Regions from separate parts of the Homo sapiens genome. Here region 2 is linked to region 1. Evidence: chromatin loops called from intact Hi-C (ENCODE). Cell type or tissue: dorsolateral prefrontal cortex. All regions are shown on one strand. Each heading gives the region's core, and the rest is flanking DNA. Links, peaks and the distances in the headings are about the cores only.

Region 1 (9,016 bases), core at 411-8,410:
TTGCTCTCTGCCCCTGCTGCTGCCCTAGGCCACACTGCCACCATGCCTGGCCAGGTCCCTCAATGTCCACCCTTCCCTCCTACAGCAGGCAGAATGGTCCCCTTAAGACATAAACCAGGCCAAGCATGGTGGCTCACACCTATAATCTCAGTGCTTTGGGAGGCCAAGGCAGGAGGATCACTTGAGGCCAGGAGTTCAAGATCAGCCTGGGCAACATAGAGAGACCCTGTCTCTACAAAAAATAAAAAAAAATTAGCAGGGCATGATGGCCTGCACCTGTGGTCCCATCTACGCAGGAGGCTGAGGACAGAGGATTGCTCGAGCCTAAGAGTTTGAGGTTACAGTGAGCTGTGATCAAGATGTATACAATGTGGAGTGATTCAACCACACTCATTGACATATTCATCACCTCACAAGTGCTGCTTTGCATCACAGTGCTTACCGCCATCTGATAGAGATGTTTATTGGTTTGTTTTCTGCATTTCCACCGCCCCGGAGCTGCATTTCCACCGCCCTGGAGCAGGGCCTGGTCTGTCTTGTTCTCTGCAGTGAACTGTGCTGGCCTGGCGCAGGCGCTCGGCAGGTACTTGTGACTTTGTCTCTTTTGTTTTGGTAGATCTGTGCTGCTTTCGAAGTGCCACCTCGGCATCTCTCTACAGTGTGATCAAGGAGACCTGGCATCTGGAACAGGACTGTGTTGAGATCAGAGAGACCCAGTCTGTAGTCTGATTGATCTCTACTGACTTTGAGGTTATGGAAGTTGTAGGAAGGTTGTTGTTATGGTTTATACAGCATGTAGTATATTTTCATTCATTCCACATTCCACTCAATATTTGAGTACCTACTAGACATAGTTCAAGGATTTCTGTACATGAAATGTGCCAAAATGCTTCTCCATAAAAGCAGTGAATCACCTTTGCATGAATTGAGTTAGATGTTGGTTACTGGGCTCCCTTGAGTTGTGGGTTAGGAGTTAACTGTGGCCTGACCTGGATCCCTGTGACTAGGTGATGCTCTCGAGTTTGCCAGCAACAGAACCGTCTCTGCGTCCAACATCTCCTAAGCGGGACAGTAGCGTGGGCTGTGGCATGCTAGGAAGATCACTCTGGCCAGTTGTGTACAAGATAAATTGCAGGGGAAGGAAGTGGGGACCAGGATGACGCATCAGGACGCGGGACAGTCCTCCATGAGGGAAGCAACAAAACCTCACCTTTGAGTAAGGCCAGGGACCTGGAAAAGTGGGACTAAAATGTCTCCAGGACGTTTTACCAGGAAAACTACCAGAACCTGGTACCTTCTTGGTTATGGATGGTAAGGGGAGAGCAAAATGACTGAGGTTTTGAGCTGGAGGTGACATGGAGCTGCTTTGAGGCAAAGATGATAAAGCCATAGTGTCATCCAGAAAGTGAAGCCCAATGAGTGTGGGAAGGTTCGTGCAGACGAGCTAGATGTGGGGTCCCTGAGAGTCGTGATGATCGACATGGCAGGAGGGGACGGCATTGAGAAGAGCAGAAGCTTGACAATAACTATTTGGGGAGGAAAATATTGGAGGAATGCCTGTTTTAGGAACTGAGAGAAAAAGCATTAGCCAGCAAAGAGGGCTGTGGTAGGAGTGGTCCGTGGGGCTTGGTGAGCTTCTCGGAAGCCACGCCCAGAGAGGGTTTCAGGCACTCGGTGTCAGCACACCAGTGCTGCTGGGGCTTCAAGAGAGAGTGAATCAGAAAACTGGGACATAGCAAGCATTGGTGAGGCTGTAGAGAAACCAGAACCCTCATGCATTGCTAGTGAGAGTGTAAAATGATGGAGCCATTGTGGGAAAACAGTCTTGCAGCTACTCAAAAAGCTGAACATAGAGTTACCACATGACCCAGAAATTCTAATCCTATGTAATATCCAGGAGAATTGAAAACATGCATCCAGGAAAAGCCTGGTACACGAAGGTTCATAGCAGCACTATTCCTAATAGCTAAAAGGTGGAAACAACGCAAAAGTCCATTAACAGATGAATGGATAAACAAAATGTGACATATCCTTACAATGGAATATTAGTCAGCCACAGAAAGGAATGAGATACTGGTATATGCTACAACATGAATGAACCCTGAAAACATTAAGTGAAAGAAGTCAATCACAAAAGGCCACATATTGTGTGATTCTATTTCTATAAAATGTCCAGCACGGGCAACTCCATAGAGACATAGAATCGGGGGGAGTTGCCAGAGGCTGGAGTGAGGAGGAACAGGGAATGGCTGCTAGTGGGTATGGGTTTGTATGGGGAGTGATGAAAATGTTCAGAACTTAAATAGTGGTGATGGTTGCACAATTCTGGGGATATCCTAAAAAGCACTGCATTATATACTTTAAAATGGTGGATTTTGTGTTATGTGAATGGTATCTCAATTTAAAAGAGACAGAGAGATTGAGAGAATGAGCCAGGCAAGTCGGGGGAAGCATGGACTGTAGCACGGCAGGACTGAGCGCTGAGCAGCCCAGCCATGGCCCTAGTTAGGAAACAGTTCCAGCCCCTGAGTAAGTCCACAGGTTTGTGGGTTTGAAAGTCTACAGCACTGGGCCAGTGGAGAAGAGGGCTTTGACTCCTGGACTTCCTCCTGTGGCCAGGGCCCAGGGGTGCCTGAGTCAATGGCTGAACCTCCTCACCCATAGAGGAGTTACCAATTATACGTCTCTAAGCTAATTTCATTTCCCTGAGGACTTCTGCTGACCAGTTGTTAACACTGGATGATCCCAGCGCACTCACTGCTGCAGGCTTTCTCTTCAGTGGCCTCTTGAATCACGGTGTTCAGACCTGGCCCAGGGGCTCCACATCGCACCATCACACTGACCTCCAGCTGCTCTAACCCTGTCGGAGAAATCACGGCCACCCGGCGCAACTGACTTTCTGCTCTCTGACTTTTGTGGGCTCTCACTCTAGCCTGAACCTTGGAGATGTTTGTTACAGGCCGCATCAGGGCTGGGGCTGCAGGTCGGCGGGGGCTGCAGGGAGCTACAGGGCCCAGTAGCCGGCATGTCTCCTTCAGTGGTGCTCTCTGCCCCTCTCTTCCACAGCTCTTGCAATCTCAGGATGTGAAGGAAGATGCTGTCCTTTGCTGCTCTATGGAGGTAAGCTTTGGGGCTTCGACATCCCCAACCTCAAAGCCGGTGCATCTCTCATGCCTTAACAGTTCTAGGGGCACGAGGGTTGTTGGAGGCATTTACAAGTCCAGGGGAAGGTAGGTGGATGGCTTCAGGAGTGGGCATGGACTTCTGCATCCAGAATTATCCACCCCAAGCCAGAGTGAACACTGATGGTGAGAGCAGCTCACCCCTGACTGAAGGGAGAGAGAAGTGATTCCCAGTGGCATTGCCTACTTCCCTGTCCCCCAAAGACCCCCTGCGCCCCAGCTCAGGCATGCCACACAAATGACTTAAGAAGTTCCTGATTACCTCTGCCCTCAAATATTTCCCTTTGCTTTGCTAATGCTTGGCAATGCAGTGCTGGCACAGCCCACCCGAAAGCACACCTCTTGGGAGGTGCCACTCCTGTCCCTAAGCTGTGGCCCCTGCTAATGGAGACTCTTCCTCTGGGCTCTCCCTTTAGCGCCTGGCTTTGGCCCAGTCCCTGGGCAGATCTCTGCCCTCTGCAGATGGTCCAGAGTCACTCAGAGTGGGATGCAGGCAGGAGAGGGGCTTCCAGACGAGGACCTGGGCCTGGCAGCTGTCATAAGCATACTCAGGTGGCTTCCGCCTGGCTGCAAAGGCCTCACTGAGGAGCTCAGAGGCCAGAAGCACTGGGAGCCAGATGGCAGTCTTGGGTCTGTGGGACTCAGTTTGTTTGTTGGCCTCCAGCTGGGCACCCTACAGGGGGCTTGGGATTAGGGGGGAATTAGGGAGAAGGAGAAAGCCTGGTCCTTGCCCTCAGGCAGCTTCCAGTCTGGTTAGGAATAGCTCTCAGAGAGTAGATAGAATAAGTGTAAGTACAGAGACATCCCTGAAGAGTCAGGGGAGAGAGGTCAGGAAGGGCTCAGGGGTTCAAGGGAGGCTTTGTGAAGAAGGCAGAGACTAGAAAAATGAATGGGACAAGGCTGGGGACCGAGACGGGGACTGAGATTCTATAGAGAGGGCCTGGGGGGCACTGGCCAGGGGTGTGCTGGTCCAGGAATAGGGGCTCCTTCCCAGTGGGCTTTTCAAGATTATCTAGGGCTCTCCTGACGGCCTCTGGCTGGCCTTCTTCCCCAGTTTGTATTTCTCTCCCCCACTTCCTGTCACAAGCATGAGCAGAGGTCACTTCTGGGGGCTGGGAGATGGGATCAGGATCAGGAGAAAAGGAGAGCGAGAGAAACAGGAGGCATCACCCCTGCTCTCAAGTTCCAATGGACACATGTAATAATGACTAAGCTCATTGCCAGAGAGACGCCCCAGCAAGTGAAAATGACCACAGGGCCCCCTGATCACCAAGGGGCACAGATCATGGAGCCATTTGAGGGTGCGGATGTAGTCAGGGAAGGCTTCCTGGAAGAGGGAGGCTCTTGGGTAAAAGGGACAAGAGGCATGTTCCTGGTGACAGCTCTTTCAGCCCTGGGCAGTAGGCAATATTCGGATCCCTCTGGATCCTGCTGGCAGATTGGTTGGTAAATGTGAGCTCTCACTCTTGGCTACTCCACCTTCCACTCTCCCTGTCCTCATTCCAGCTGTGGCACAGGGGTCTGGGCCTGTGTGTCCTTAAGACAACCCAGCTATTTCCTATCCCTGCCCACCTAATCAGGGTGGCCAGTGGGCCACTGTGGGACCCGAGGCCATCCTAACCCCACATCTCTGTCTGCAGCTGCAGAGTACAGGCCGGCTGCTGGAGGAACAGCTGCCTGAGATGATGACAGAGCTCCTGGCCAGCGCACGGGACAAGATGCTGTGCCCCTCGGAGTCCATGCTGACCCGGTCGCTGCTCCTAGAGGTCATCGAGCTCCACGCTAACAGCTGGAACCCTCTGACGCCCCCCATCACGCAGTACTACAACAGAACCATCCAGAAACTGACAGCCTGACAGCCAGGGGGCCTGGCAGGCGGCCCACGGGCAGCTGGGGCCCTGGTGCACAGGGCCAGATGGACAGGCGGGAGGACAGGGGTGGCCCTGGCGGGAGAAAGAAATGGGGAGGAGGGCAGGCAGAGTCGGTGGCCAGTCTGGAGCCAGACGGGGAAGGGAGCAAATCCCTGAGAGGAGTGCCCCCGCACAAGCCCCCCAGCCCGAGCATGCAAGCTCACACCAATAAGGGAAGCATGTTTCTTTTTCCTGGTGGCCCTGGCCCTCCCCTTCCTCACTCCCGCCTCTCCCCTCCCCATCAGACCCATCCCCCACGGAGCTTTGTGTGAGGGATCTCATCGCTGTGACTCCTCGGAGACCTTGGCAGCCTCGCACGCCGGGGCACCGCTTGGGTCAGAAAGGACCTCGGAAGGCTGAAAAAGTGGGTCGGAGACGGGCTCGCATTGTTCCCGCATGCTGTCAGCCGCAGTCGCCAACTGGCAGCAGGCGACGTGTAGCAGATGTCCGGGAGGACAAAGGCAGGCACGGTCCCCACCAGCCGCCCGTAATTGACGGCCTTTGTCAGCCATGGCAGAGCTGACGCTCCACCTCCCACCTCCAAGTCCTCCTCACTGCAGCCCCCACAGCCTCAGGCCTAGGGGGTCAGGCGCAGCGGGGGAGATGGAGTTTGCAGTTCCACTTGCACTCTTTTGTTTATTGTGTTTTATTTTTCAAAAGTCGGTTGCTTTGAAGTCTCTTTGGCCAATGAAAATGCCCGTGATGTGATCACACAGTCAGCACTGTTGAGGACCCCCGGATTAGTGGGAGATCAAACCCAGCTCCCCTCTAGAAGAAGGATTCGAGCCACAGACAGCTTGCCAGTAGCCAATTAGGGTAATTGGAAACTTCTGCCCCGGCGGGGGGTCCCCGCTGGAATCCTGTGTTCCTCGCCACTGGCTTCCAGCGCCTCTGTTTTCTCAAAGGGCTGATACTGTCACCACTGGGACCAAGTTAAACCTGGTCCTGGCCCCAGGGGCCTTGTGGCAAACAGGGCACAGAACGAGACTGGCAAATTAAAACCAAAATTCTAGATGGTGTCTTGCGCTCCACACGCAGGTCTTACTGGGGAAAAGGATGGGAGTGGGGGCTCCCCAGGACTCGATTTTAGCTAATGCGCTGTGTCACTGCCCCAGCTCGGACGTAGAAGCCCAGCCCTCCGTGAGCTCTTGGGAAAGGGGTGAATTCACTGGGTCATGGAAGGGACAGTCAGGTGACCAGCGGGGTCGCCAGATGAAGCTTCCCAGCCGGGAAACAAGACGGGGTTTCTTGGCAGGCCCTGGTCCTGGGGAGCAGGCCCTGTTGTTGGCTGGAGAGGAAGGTGTGGGGTGGAACAGGTGTCCACATAGCTCCATCTCTGGGGGCTGGAGCACACACTTTGATGAGCCCCCCCGGAAATGATGTCAGAGCCTAGCCGCTTCCTTATTTGCTCTTTTATTGAGGCCGGGCAGGCCCTGGGTCACTTTGGAGGCCCCTCTTGGTCCACACTGGACTGGCCGGGAGGTGATGGGCGGGGAAGGTTCTCGTGATTGATTGATTCTGAGTCTGAGAGTGGCGAGTGGGGAGAGGCTTCCCCAGTTCTCTCCAGCTTTCCCTGCAGCTGCAACCTGCCCTCTGGTCCCAGGTGTGGAGCCTTTGCCTGTCTCTAAAAAGAGCCTGTTGGCGACAAGGTGTAGGGGGCACAAGTTTACCTGAAACAGGTCAGTGGTCTCTCCCAAGAAGCGCACGCCACCTCTGGTCCCTGGCCCTGAACCCTGCCTTCTTCCTCCCTCCACGGTTTCTTCCCAGACTTTCTCAAGCTCCTCCTCACTGCCCTTCCTCCCCAGCCCAGCCTGGGAACACAGATGCCCCGCGGGTAGGAGGCCTCGAGGGAGGAGCCGGGCTGATGCGGGGCTGCTCAGGGCAGGCCCCAGGGCGAGCTTGCCATCGTGGCCAGGCAGCCTCCACCTGTGCTTCAGTGGCCCCTGCCCCCCTGAAGCATGTGGGGTTTGTCCGCTAGGAGGAGGCAAGGCCCCCGAAGAGAGGAGAGACCTGGGAGTGGGAGCTCAGGTCAGGGAGGAGGCAGGGGAGTGGGGTCTCCCAGACCCAACGGTGAGCTCAGAGCAAGCTTCACGCAGGACGCTCCGAAACACTGTGTGGAGGGGGCTGTGTTGTGGGCACCTTGGGGCCTGATTCTCCTTCCTCCGAACGGGCTCCTTGATGGCCTGGCCACAGGGGCAGCTCCCCATTGGCTGTTAGGACCAGAGTGTGAAGAAGAAGTGAAATATAAATATGTATACATATATAAATATATTTTTAATTACATGTCGTGTCACGGTGGCTCCAGACATACTGTTTGCCTAGTTTATTCCACTGCTTGAAAGCGCTTCCTAGCCAATCTGAACAACAACACTTTAAGCTGTTTTTCTAAATGCAGGTTGCTGCTCCTTTTTCAGATATGGAAGGAAAACGTTAAGACTATTTTTTTTTTAAAGAAACAACAGTCAAGCCTAAAATTTGAGACCCCGAGGCAGCTTCCCGAGGGAGACTGCTCAGACAGGAACTGCAGGACAGAAGTGGATGCCCCACAGACCCTGGCCCCCTCCCCAAGTCCATCCCCTCTCTGTGGCATGAGGAAGGCCGCGTCCGAGTTGACCTCTGAATGTATGTGATGAGAGGCAGAGCTGGATATTGCATTTCTAAGGCTTGCATTGCTTTCCCCTCGCCCGCGGTTCTTGGCGCATGGAAGAGGCGGTCCAGCCATCTGATGTTGATCCTGTCTCAGTCTCCCCACTGCCTGTCAGGATGAGTTAGTCATTGTTTTTCTCCGAGGCGGCCTGCTTGCCACAGCCCTGCTCCCCAAGGCCTGGTGGCTTTGCCGAAGCTCTGGGACCGCAGCCCCAGCGAGGCCCCCAACCTCACCCAGACGAGGCCAGGAGCCCCGCCACCCTCCACGGGATGTGCACCCTCAGACCCCATTCTCTCTGTTCGTCCTTCCTTGACCAGTCTGTAAACCTTCACTGTTTGGGGATCGTCCTGTCCATCCATGTAAATGTAAATGTTGGCCGAGTCGGTATTTATTCTGATTGATTTTTATTTTATTCTATTATTTTCTCCGAGGGATGAGGGTGGGGGGTGTGGGAAGGGTACCACAGATCAGGCCGGGGCAGCTGTAGGGGCGGGGGCCCAGACAGCCAGGCCGCCACCAGAGCAGCCCCATGGGGTGCCCCAGACGCGGGCCTCCAAGAAGCCAAGTCCCAGTCTGTTTTCTGGCATCAGACACCGGCCCGTGTTCCTTGTCAGACAGACAGACTCTCAGGCCTGCCTGGGGAGTCGTGTCCCTCAGCTGCAGGGCACTGTGTTGGGAAACCATTGGCTGGGCCTTTGAGGACACAGATCAGAAGAAAGAAAGACAACTTTCCTCTGCGCGGAACACTCACACGGAAGGGCTGGCCGCCTCCCTGAGCCGGCTGGGAGTGGACGACAGGACCTACCTCCCCAGAGCAAGGGCCTGGGGCTTCCCGCCAAAGCTGCCGCGGAACCCCGCTAGTGCGACCACCCTCCCTCCGTCGGTATGTCCTGCTTTCCAGCTGAACCCAAACTACAAGTGGGTTTAAAAAAATAAACACCACCACCAAAAACAAAATGCCCAGAGTCTGTGCTCTTTGTGTGTTCAGCAAAAGAAACCTTTTCCCCAAGCTCATGTGCCTCAGCTATACTAGCAGGGCCTCCAGGAGCTGGCCCAGGAGATGAGCTGAGGGGAAGATTCTTGCAAGAAGTTGGTCCAGGAGACCATGGGTGAAGGAGACTTACTTACATCCCCCAAAACTGGGAACTAACTATGACCTATCCAAAGTGACCTGGACCTGTCCAGGATCAAGCCAGTCCTGGACAAAATGGCTTTTGCACTAAAGGTTTGGTTTAACCAACCCCCCCCAAACCTACCCCTTCCCTGGAAATGTCACT
Region 2 (9,016 bases), core at 742-8,741, 62 kb after region 1:
TCATCGCTTGCTATAGGTTTGGGTGCAAATCCAGCTTCCATCACAGGCTGTGCATAGGTGGTCCCGGGCAAATCACTCACCCATTGGAGGGTCAGGCCCTTCCTGAATCAGGGAAGGCCTGCCCACGTCCTCTGCGGCGTGGGGGCACAGGCAGCATGACCCTTGGTATGCACTGACAAGTACAAATGGCAGGTGTTGTTTCTGTTGCTCAGCAGTCAGATCAGCTTGGTCCTTCCAAACCAGAACTTGTTTTAGAAAAAACATATACCCAACTCCTTGAGCCAGGCCTGCCCAGAGAGATTAGATAACACAGAAGTGATGAAATCTGATGCTATCGCTTAACAGCTGGGAGACTGTGGGCAATTCTTTGAACCTATTTATCTGTAGAATGGGAGTGATGATCATGGTATCCACTCGCAGAGTGGCTGTGAGGATCATATGGGACAATCCCAGTGTAAAGTGCTTAGAACACTGCCTAGCACAGAGTCAGGACATACTCAGTGTTGCCTCTTGATGATGAAGATGATGACAATTATTCCCAGCCCAAGCTAAGCCCACAAATATGCCTCGTTCATGAGACAAGTCCTGTCTGAGTACCACACCAGGAATTGTCAGGGCAGTGAATCCTAACTGAGACTCCAGTTGAGACCCCAGGGTGCCAAGAGCTTATAGTTCAGCAGAAGAGAGAATCTTACACTATTGAACATTCTTCAGGACAAATTTTTTTTTTTTTTTGAGACAAAGTTTCACTCTTGTCGCCCAGGCTGGAGTGCAATTGCGTAATCTTGGCTCACCACAACCTCCGCCTCCCGGGTTCAAGTGATTCTCCTGCCTCAGCCTCCCAAGTAGCTGGGATTACAGACGCCGACCACCATGCCAGGCTAATTTTGTATTTTTAGTAGACACGGGGGTTTCACCGTGTTGGCCAGGATGGTCTCGAACTCCTGACCTCAGGTGATCCGCCCGCCTCAGCCACCCAAAGTGCTGGGATTACAGACGTGAGCCACCGCGCCCGCCCAGACAGAAATTTTTTAAAGGGAGGAGGCTTCTTGGAGGAAGTGTTGCCTGCATCACATCCCAAAGGATAAGGAGGAGATAGCTAATTGAAGTGGCTGCAAAGCACTTGCTGCAGAAGCGCATGAGCACGGCGGGCCTGCAGCACAGTGCATCCCCCTGCATGCCTGGAACAAAAGGTTTCTGTGCGTGGAGGGCTGGGGACTCAGGGGAGAGGTTGGCAGAGGTGGATGCTGAAGGGCTACTTTCACCAGAGGTAAGGGAGACCCAGGGAAAACTTACAGGCCCTGAAATAAGTCATGCTAGTGGGGGTAGAGAAAACAGAACTCTGAGAGAGATATTTGCATTTTATAATTATTGATCGGGTGAAACAGGATGGAGGGAATTTGTTTTTTTTCATTATGGGGGACAGGGGCAAGGATGGGGAATCCAGGTTTCTGGTTGGGACAGCTGAGGCATCTACAGGTCTGAGGGAGACAGAACCACCAGAGTGATGCTGTCATCCAGGGAGAGGGTGTAGCCTGAGCAGAGCCTGAGATCGAATTATATAAGATACCCTGAAATTTAAGGGGCAAACTGAAAGGAAGGAGTACCAAGAGGCAGGAAAACTTCCTTCCAATGGGGTACCTTCTCCCCCTACTCTGCTAATCTCAATGCCATCTGAGCTGAAAGTCCCACCTCCTCTGCAAGCACCTGTGGCCCCAAGACCAGGCCTCCTCCTGGGTCCTCGCCTTTTCTTCTGCCTGCTCTGTTGCTGATCATCTCAGGTGTGGCGTCTTGTCCCCCAGCATCACTCACAGGCACCGTCCAGGTCCACGTTACCTCCGTGCCCGCTGCGGCACATTGAAGGTGCTCAGGAGATGACTGTGGGTGACGGGCTTGCCGGCAAAAAGAGGGAAGTGTCAGAAACCAGCAAATGCCAGACTCCTCCTAAGCACTCCTCTTTCCCCACCACCCGGAATCAGCCATGCTGCCAGAACCCACACACCTCCACCCCTGTTCCAGCCTCTCCTTCCTCCAGAAGCCACAGCTTCTGCCTCCCAAATCCAGAGGCCTTGCGCAAGTGGTCAGGAGGAAACGTGGCGGACCACCCTCCCACCTTCTCTCCATTTCAGGGAGTTGTGGGACTGGAGCCACACAGGATCCTACCAAATAAACATCTCAACAGGGCGTGGACCAAGCAGGAAGAACCACTCAGCCCGGAGTCAGATCCTGATCTCCCTAACCACTTACTATCTCACTGTGTGACCTTGAGCCAGTCATTTCACCTCTCAAAGCCTCCATTTTTGCAGCGTGTCCTAATGAAGATGAAATGAGAATTCCCTCAAACGCCTGAACATTATGCCTGGCACCTAGTGAAGCATTCAGTAAATGGTAGCTACAATTATTAAAGAGCTTCCGGGCATGCCGACGCAATTTAGAGCAAACTAAAATAACTTTGACAGCCCCCAGTGAAACACCTTCCCTCCCTGCCCCTCCTCCGCCGCTACCACCCTAGAGTTAATTAGAACCCTCCTTGGGTGTTTTCTAGAGATGAGATTTTGCACTTATTCTGGGTTACAGAACTACGATGTAAGCAAGTTTCAGTTCAATGATAAAAAGCAAAAAGCGACCAGGCGTGGTGGCTCACACCTGTAATCCCAACACTTTGGGAAAGGCCGAGGCGGGTGGATCACCTAAGGTCAGGAGTTCAAGACCAGCCTGGCCAACGTGATGAAACCCCATCTCTGTTAAAAATACAAAAAATTAGCCGGGTGTGGTAGTGTGTTCCTGTAATCCCAGTTACTCAGGAGGCTGAGGCAGCAAAATTGCCTGAACCCGGGAGGCAGAGGCTGCAGTGAGCCGAGATCACTGCACTCTAGCCTGGGCGACAAAGCGAGATTCCATCTCAAAAAAAACAAAAAAAAGCAAAAGCTACTTTTAGAGGTAGTAAGCTCCCTATCACATGTAAACAAGTTGGCCAGGATGACCACTTGGCATTAATGCCCTGGAGCATAAATCAGCAATCAACATGTATTAATATTTCTTGCTAACCAATTGTACTGTCATTCCCTTTAATGAAGTGGTGGCGCCAGTAGGCTGTAGCGCTTTTGGTCATTTTTTGGCAAAATAGAAAGTTGGCTGTCCTACATTGGCCTTCCAAAAAGCTTTCATGAAATTGTACAGGCTTATGATATTCAAATCTTAACCCCCACTTCAAAAGGACCCCCTTCCTGGATATAAGGTTCAAAACCCCTTACATAGACACCTGCACAGCCGTTTGTTTGGTACCCAATTTAGACCATCTCTTGTGCAAGATTTCCCAAATCTAAAACATGGCTCAGATCACGGTTCAGCAGCGAACCAAGGCAGGCTGATGCAAAGACAGCACTGAAGAGGCATTTTGACTGCAAGTGCCACCAGAGCTAGGCTGGGGAAGGGGACTAGTGAACTGTCACTTAAGTCCCAGCAGACAAGGGACGATATTGCAGAGTGGAACTTGTACTCTGTGACTTCTGTGGCCCAGGACAGTATTTGGGAGGGCGCCAGGAGGTGGCCTAGTCCCTCTGAACACCACTGACATTCAACCCCCACCTTCATCACCCTTCCAGGGTCTCAGCCCCCAGGAAACTTCTCCTGGAATCCAGTCTAGCAGGGGTACAGTAGGCTTAGGATTTAATACCAAGTGAGGAGTTGGCAAGAACCAGATGGACCCAGGTTCTTGGGGCTAAACTTCTCCATCCATCCATCCTCTAATCCTGTCTCCTTCCCATTACCCTAGATGTAATTCCCTGTCCTCAATTCTACAAGCTTTGAATTATCACCCACAGAGCTCCTGTAGGTTGTCTCCCATTACAAATTCAAGACACAAGAAGGAGGGATGTCTGGGTGGCTGCAGGTCTTTCCAGCACTCTTGAAGACCAGGGCTGTTCTAGATGTCTCTTTTGTGGCCCACGTCTCCCATCCTCCAAGCACTGGGCTGGGAAGACGCCAACTCAACTGAATTTGGATGAATACTCACTCCTCCCCACTCCCTCCAAGCAGCAGAAGAAAAAGGAGTTGGAGGACAACATGAAATCAAGTGTACATTTTAAAAATCGTTTAATGGAACATAAACTCCTTTAGAAAAACATTCAGCTAGGTGATAACACCCATAGAAAAAAACACCAATCTTGTGTTTATCTTTTTTAATTTGGCATTTGTTATTTGCATTTATATTAAAGCAAAGTGCATCTTTTCTTTATTTTTCTTGTTTATACACATTGCACAATACATAAATAATGATGCTTATAAAACGTCTTTATATTTACAAGTAATAATATATTTATATATAACATAAAATACATTTTTTTCTTTAATAAATCTCAGGTTTTTTTTCAGGAGTCCTTTCTCTCTCAAAGCACTACAATGCTAAATTTCCAATGAGAATGCTTCTCTTGTTCATTTAAACCTTTGTAGTTAGAAAAATAGCTTATGTTAAAGTCTAAACATGCTCATTGAGCTAAGAACAGTGTCGAAGTATCATACGAGTGTATGAGTTGTAGAAGAAATGAAAGAAGAGTTAGGTGTCAGCCTAGGATGGTACCTTGGGTTATGACGGACCAAATCCTTCTTGGAGGGAAGGGGACTGCTAAGCATGTCCCTCCCAGGGACATCCCCGCTTGCTGGCCTAATAGCAGAGCTTAACACACAGGATGGGAGCAGGCAGTGCTGAGCTGGTTTTCTAAGTCCGGGAAAAACCTGATGTCACCAGGGCAGGCAGGGGAGAGGCTGAGGGGAGAGGGCACTGGGTGAGCAATACTGTGAGGGGGCTGCCCCGGCAGCCCTTGGGAAGCCCATCTCAGGGAGATCCAGGAGCAGATGGCCAAAAAAGAAAGACGCTACAATGGCAGGGGCTGGCAGGAAGGGAATAAGACAAGGATGAAAATAATTGGTTCTGGTTCGGCCACTAGCAGGCTCGCTGCTCAGAAGCCTGTGGACAGGCCCGTGTCCTTGATGAGGGAGAGGAGGGGCAGGGGCTTTCCCAGGCTGGGGACAGAGCCGTGCTCCTGGCAGCTGCTGGGACCCCAGCCGCCAGCTTGCCCAGGTACTGCCTCTGCCCCACTGAGCGTGTCCAAGGGGCAGGAGAGACACCGCTTGGGACTGCAAACCTCTCTGCTGGGGACATCCATAAGAGACACAAAACAAAGAGCACGTTGTCTCCCCATCTGCCGCTCCTGCACACGCGTGCACACACAGCCGCACACTCACACTCACACACACTCCTGACAAGTGAAATGATGACCGCCCCCCTTCATACACTGTGTTTGGTGGTGCTTGGATTTCTGCTTCCCCTCTTCCTATCAGGGTGTCCTGCCGATCATACCTGCCCCTTCTTCCAAAAAAACCCCCAACAATTCTTTTCATAAGCTATTTCTCAAAGAGCGAAACAAAACAGAACACAAACGAGGACGAGAAGAAGAAAACCAACCAACAAACAAAAAAAAAACGACCAAAGAGTTTGCATGAAAAGCAAGCACTCAGGAGGAAAATATTAGCAGCAAAGTAGTTTGAAGTGTGGCCTGCTCAGCTCACGCTCTGTCCCCTCCGCACGCGGCTACCGGCTGTTGAAGATGACCTCTAGCCAGCACGGGCAGCTGCTGATGAACTGGCGGGTGTAGCACTGGCCCCAGCCCTTCACAAAGCTGATCTGCACGGTAAAGCCCGTCCACGGCTGCTGCATAAACTCGTGGTCATTGGGCCGCTGCAGGCTGTACGCCTTCTCGTAGTCGAAAGCCTTGATGGAGAAACCGGGGAACACCTTGTGTACCAACAGCGTCCTGGAGTCCGGGTTGTCCAGTGTGGCGGACTTGATGAAGATGGGGTAACTGCTGCGGTTGTACACCCACACACCATCCACCTCCCGCGTCAGCTGGATGCCGCAGCCGATTTTGCTCCGCACCTTCTGCACCAGCTGACTCTTGTTGTCCGAATTGAGCTGTCCGAGGCAAAAGCCATTCCCCTGAGGTAGATCATAGAAGATATCCAGAGAGGGCTCCTGGACACAGTAGAGCCTCCCCACTCTCGTCTTCTCCTCCCAGTATGCCACCACGCACCAGTGTGACCGATCCCCAGGCTCCAGAAGAAGTTGGGAATCTAGAAAACACATTGGCAGAGAGGGTTAGTGGGGACAGGCATTGGTGACTCCTAGAATGAAGACACCCGCCCCCCCACTGCACCCAGTCACCAGCTCATCTCTCAGGACGAGACAGAAAGAAGGAGGCGGTGAGGCTAGTCCTGGACTTGCCCAGGCTCTTACAGCCCTTTGACCAGGACCCTGCCTTTCTTTAAGCATAGGAAGCGCTGGGTGCTGCTTCTCTCCAGGCCCCTGCCCATCAGGAGTCCAGTACACCAGCATCTGTGCCCACCTGGCCAACAAAGCCTCTTCTCTGCAGAGCACAGATGCAAAGGGACCCTTAATAGCTTGGGTAGTCTGCTTTTAGGGCCTCAAAAAGCCTCAGCAACGTCCTGGAGTTACAGATCTTTCAACTGGATGGAACCTTGAAGGCCAGCTCCTCCAGCCCCTTGTCATCCTGATGAGAAAACCAGGACCCAGAAAGCCTGCTGCTGGAGTACCAGGGGATGACACAGCCAGAGCTAGAACCCAGGTGTCTAGACTCTGGGACCACCTATGCGATGGTCTCTGGGTGCCTGTCACCCAGCTCTCAAATCAGTGCCGTGGTCATGAGGAACCTATCTGGTAAAAATAAAAATGAGGGTGGCTTGGGACAAAAACATCTATATTCCTAATAGGAAAACAGTCTCAGTGTGTCAGCAGCAGCCCTGTACACAAAGGGTGAATTCATGTCAAAATGCCAAATCACAACATGCAGACCGGTATTAACCCGGGCTACCTTAACAAAGCTTCCTCCAGCCCAGACAGAAGATTATGTGTCTCAAATAGATGCGTCCCCCTTCTCCCCTTCTCTGCCGGCACCCCCATCCCCAGGGGTGCCCCCTCTCTCCCCTCCTTCCACAGAAGCATCTGGAGCCTGCAGGGCGCCCTGCTCCGCCCTCATCCCTCCCCTGCAGGCCCCGCCCCGCTTCCCTACACAGTCTTCCCACAGGCAGCCTGGGGGCCGGGGTGATTCTGGTAAGGTAATTTTCCTCAACAGGCACTTGGAGGACTTTAAAAGGGGGGTCACACGGAGGGAAAGGGAGCCCCGGCGGCGGGCATTCTGACTCCTCCTTAAGTAGGAGCCAGCGGGCAGGCCTCAGACTTGGGACCATAAATCTCCCCAGCCCAGCCAGACTGCAGGAACGCTGTGGTTTGTGGCAGCAGGGTGGAGACCGGAAGTCTTGTATTTGTTAACAAAAATGGGGACAGCAGAGGGGGAAAAGCAGAGGGGAAGGGCCCCACGTCGGTCAGGGCCTTGCCCTCGCTCCCTGCAGCCCCAGCTCCTCCTCTTGGGGACCTGGGGGGCACAAAGCAGGGGTTGAGTGTGAGATGTGTTTTGGTGTGGCCTTTGTGTTTCTGGAGTAACTGGGTTCAGAGTCAATGATGATGGGTTGCACCCTGCAGGGGGTCCATGGCGGAAGATGGGGCCGCATCCTGCTGCCCCAGCAGGCTGGGTAACTGGGGCAGCCCAGGACACTAACTGGCTCCAACTTTTACAGGCGTGTTAGGACCTGGGAACCCACTGGCTCCACTCAGTTGTTGTTGTTGTTGTTGTTGTTTTAAGTAGCAGCCAGTGTTGGATGGAGGTGCCCGTCAGTAAGGCCATACAAATGTGCACACTGCGGCCTGCTGGGGCAGCCACAGACACACACACCCAGAGCAGCGGTTCCCTACAGACACCCCAAGCTGGCCTTCCCAAATGCCTGCCCCAAAAGCTCCACAAAAAGGGGACACTGAGGTCTCATTCCTTTCCCTCAACCCCCAACCCCCACTAAAAATCAACACCAGAAAACTGGCCGGTCACCACCCCCCATGTAGCTTGGAAGTCCAGTGCTTGTGCATGTGCGTGTGCAAGACTGTGTCCATGATGTCAGTGTGTACGAGTGTGTGTTATGTGTGTTTCTGTGTGCACATACGTACTGGAACATATGGAAAACAAGACAGGGACAGGGAGAAGGTGACTCATCAGGCATTCACTTGTTTCTGCAAAGTATCCATCAACTGCTAATAAACTTGTGAGCGCTGGCAATCTTTGAACTTTCTTGCTGAGGGAACTCAGCTCTGAAGGCTACACCAAAGACCTGAACGCCCAGGGAAGGAAGGACACATTGGCATCAAGTGTGAAGCGGGGGAGAAAGCCCTCTTCCGGGAGGCACAGCACATCCACCCTTTTGGTGTGGAGGAGGGTGTTCTGAAACACAAGAAGCTTTTGCTTATTTTCCCAATTCGGGACAACAAACCTGGCCTGGAAAGGAAGACTCGAGGAGCTGCTGGGAAGGAGGCGGGAGGGAGGGTGGGTGGGAGACCCTCAGCAGAGCCTCACAATGCTTTGTTTCATGCAGCCAGGACCCACTGAAACCTGGCACCGGCCAACAGGAGGAGGAGGAGGAGGAGCAAGGGAGTGAGTGGAGTATGGACCTGAGATCGAGGTGCCCCCATGCCAGGCCTGTCAGCCACCTAGGCAAGGGGTGGAAGCCTTGTCTGCCAAGGGTGGGGGCCTCTGGGGGCAGAGGAAGCTGGGTGGGGACTGGAGCCTGAGATCTGTAGCAGGACGGGGAAGTGTCAGGTGGGTTTCTGTTTCATCTGTGCAGCCCGCCAGCAATGTGCTGCCAGACACCCCCTGGAAAAAGCATTTTTCTGCTGAGGTTAATGGCCCAGCCCAGAAAAACTGCAATGCATGGATGTCGTGAATGCTGCTGTGTGTGAACAAGGGCCCTGAAGTCCATTTGGTGCCCTAACCCACCGCAGGGAGACTCCTGCCTGCTCCTCCCTCGCTGTCCCCTCCAGCTCCCCCACCAGCAGCCTCTGTCCTCCCGTTAGGACAGCTCCAGTCTCCTCCTGCCGGGACTATCTCTAAGCACACAC

The links. Peaks named below come from ENCODE experiments on the same cell type or tissue, not always from the same donor. Only the 100,000 strongest peaks of a DNase experiment are listed, where the experiment ranks them.
Region 2: it touches region 1 in a loop (2.6-fold over the local background); 14 of 110 quality-filtered maps call a loop at or near these places.

The regions. Positions count from the first base shown.
Region 1 is chr18:48,854,522-48,863,537 of GRCh38, forward strand. It overlaps CTIF (cap binding complex dependent translation initiation factor), which reads left to right. Exons shown (of 12, transcript NM_014772.3): 11 at 3,067-3,120; 12 at 4,823-8,696. The coding sequence ends at 5,038. Among named protein-coding and RNA genes, the nearest start is that of CTIF-AS1, 17 kb to the left of the region's middle. RefSeq lists enhancers at 3,185-3,686, 7,847-8,398. In dorsolateral prefrontal cortex, for the core only: a CTCF peak has its summit at 4,979; DNase peaks (open chromatin) are centred at 5,060, 5,490, 7,795 and 8,356; H3K4me3 peaks cover 1,578 bases; H3K27ac peaks cover 6,457 bases.
Region 2 is chr18:48,915,782-48,924,797 of GRCh38, forward strand. It overlaps SMAD7 (SMAD family member 7), which reads right to left. Exons shown (of 4, transcript NM_005904.4): 4 at 4,072-6,129. The coding sequence ends at 5,591. Among named protein-coding and RNA genes, the nearest start is that of SMAD7, 31 kb to the right of the region's middle. RefSeq lists an enhancer at 7,258-8,189. In dorsolateral prefrontal cortex, for the core only: no CTCF peak of the experiment used is centred there; DNase peaks (open chromatin) are centred at 5,685 and 7,115; H3K4me3 peaks cover 1,904 bases; H3K27ac peaks cover 5,455 bases.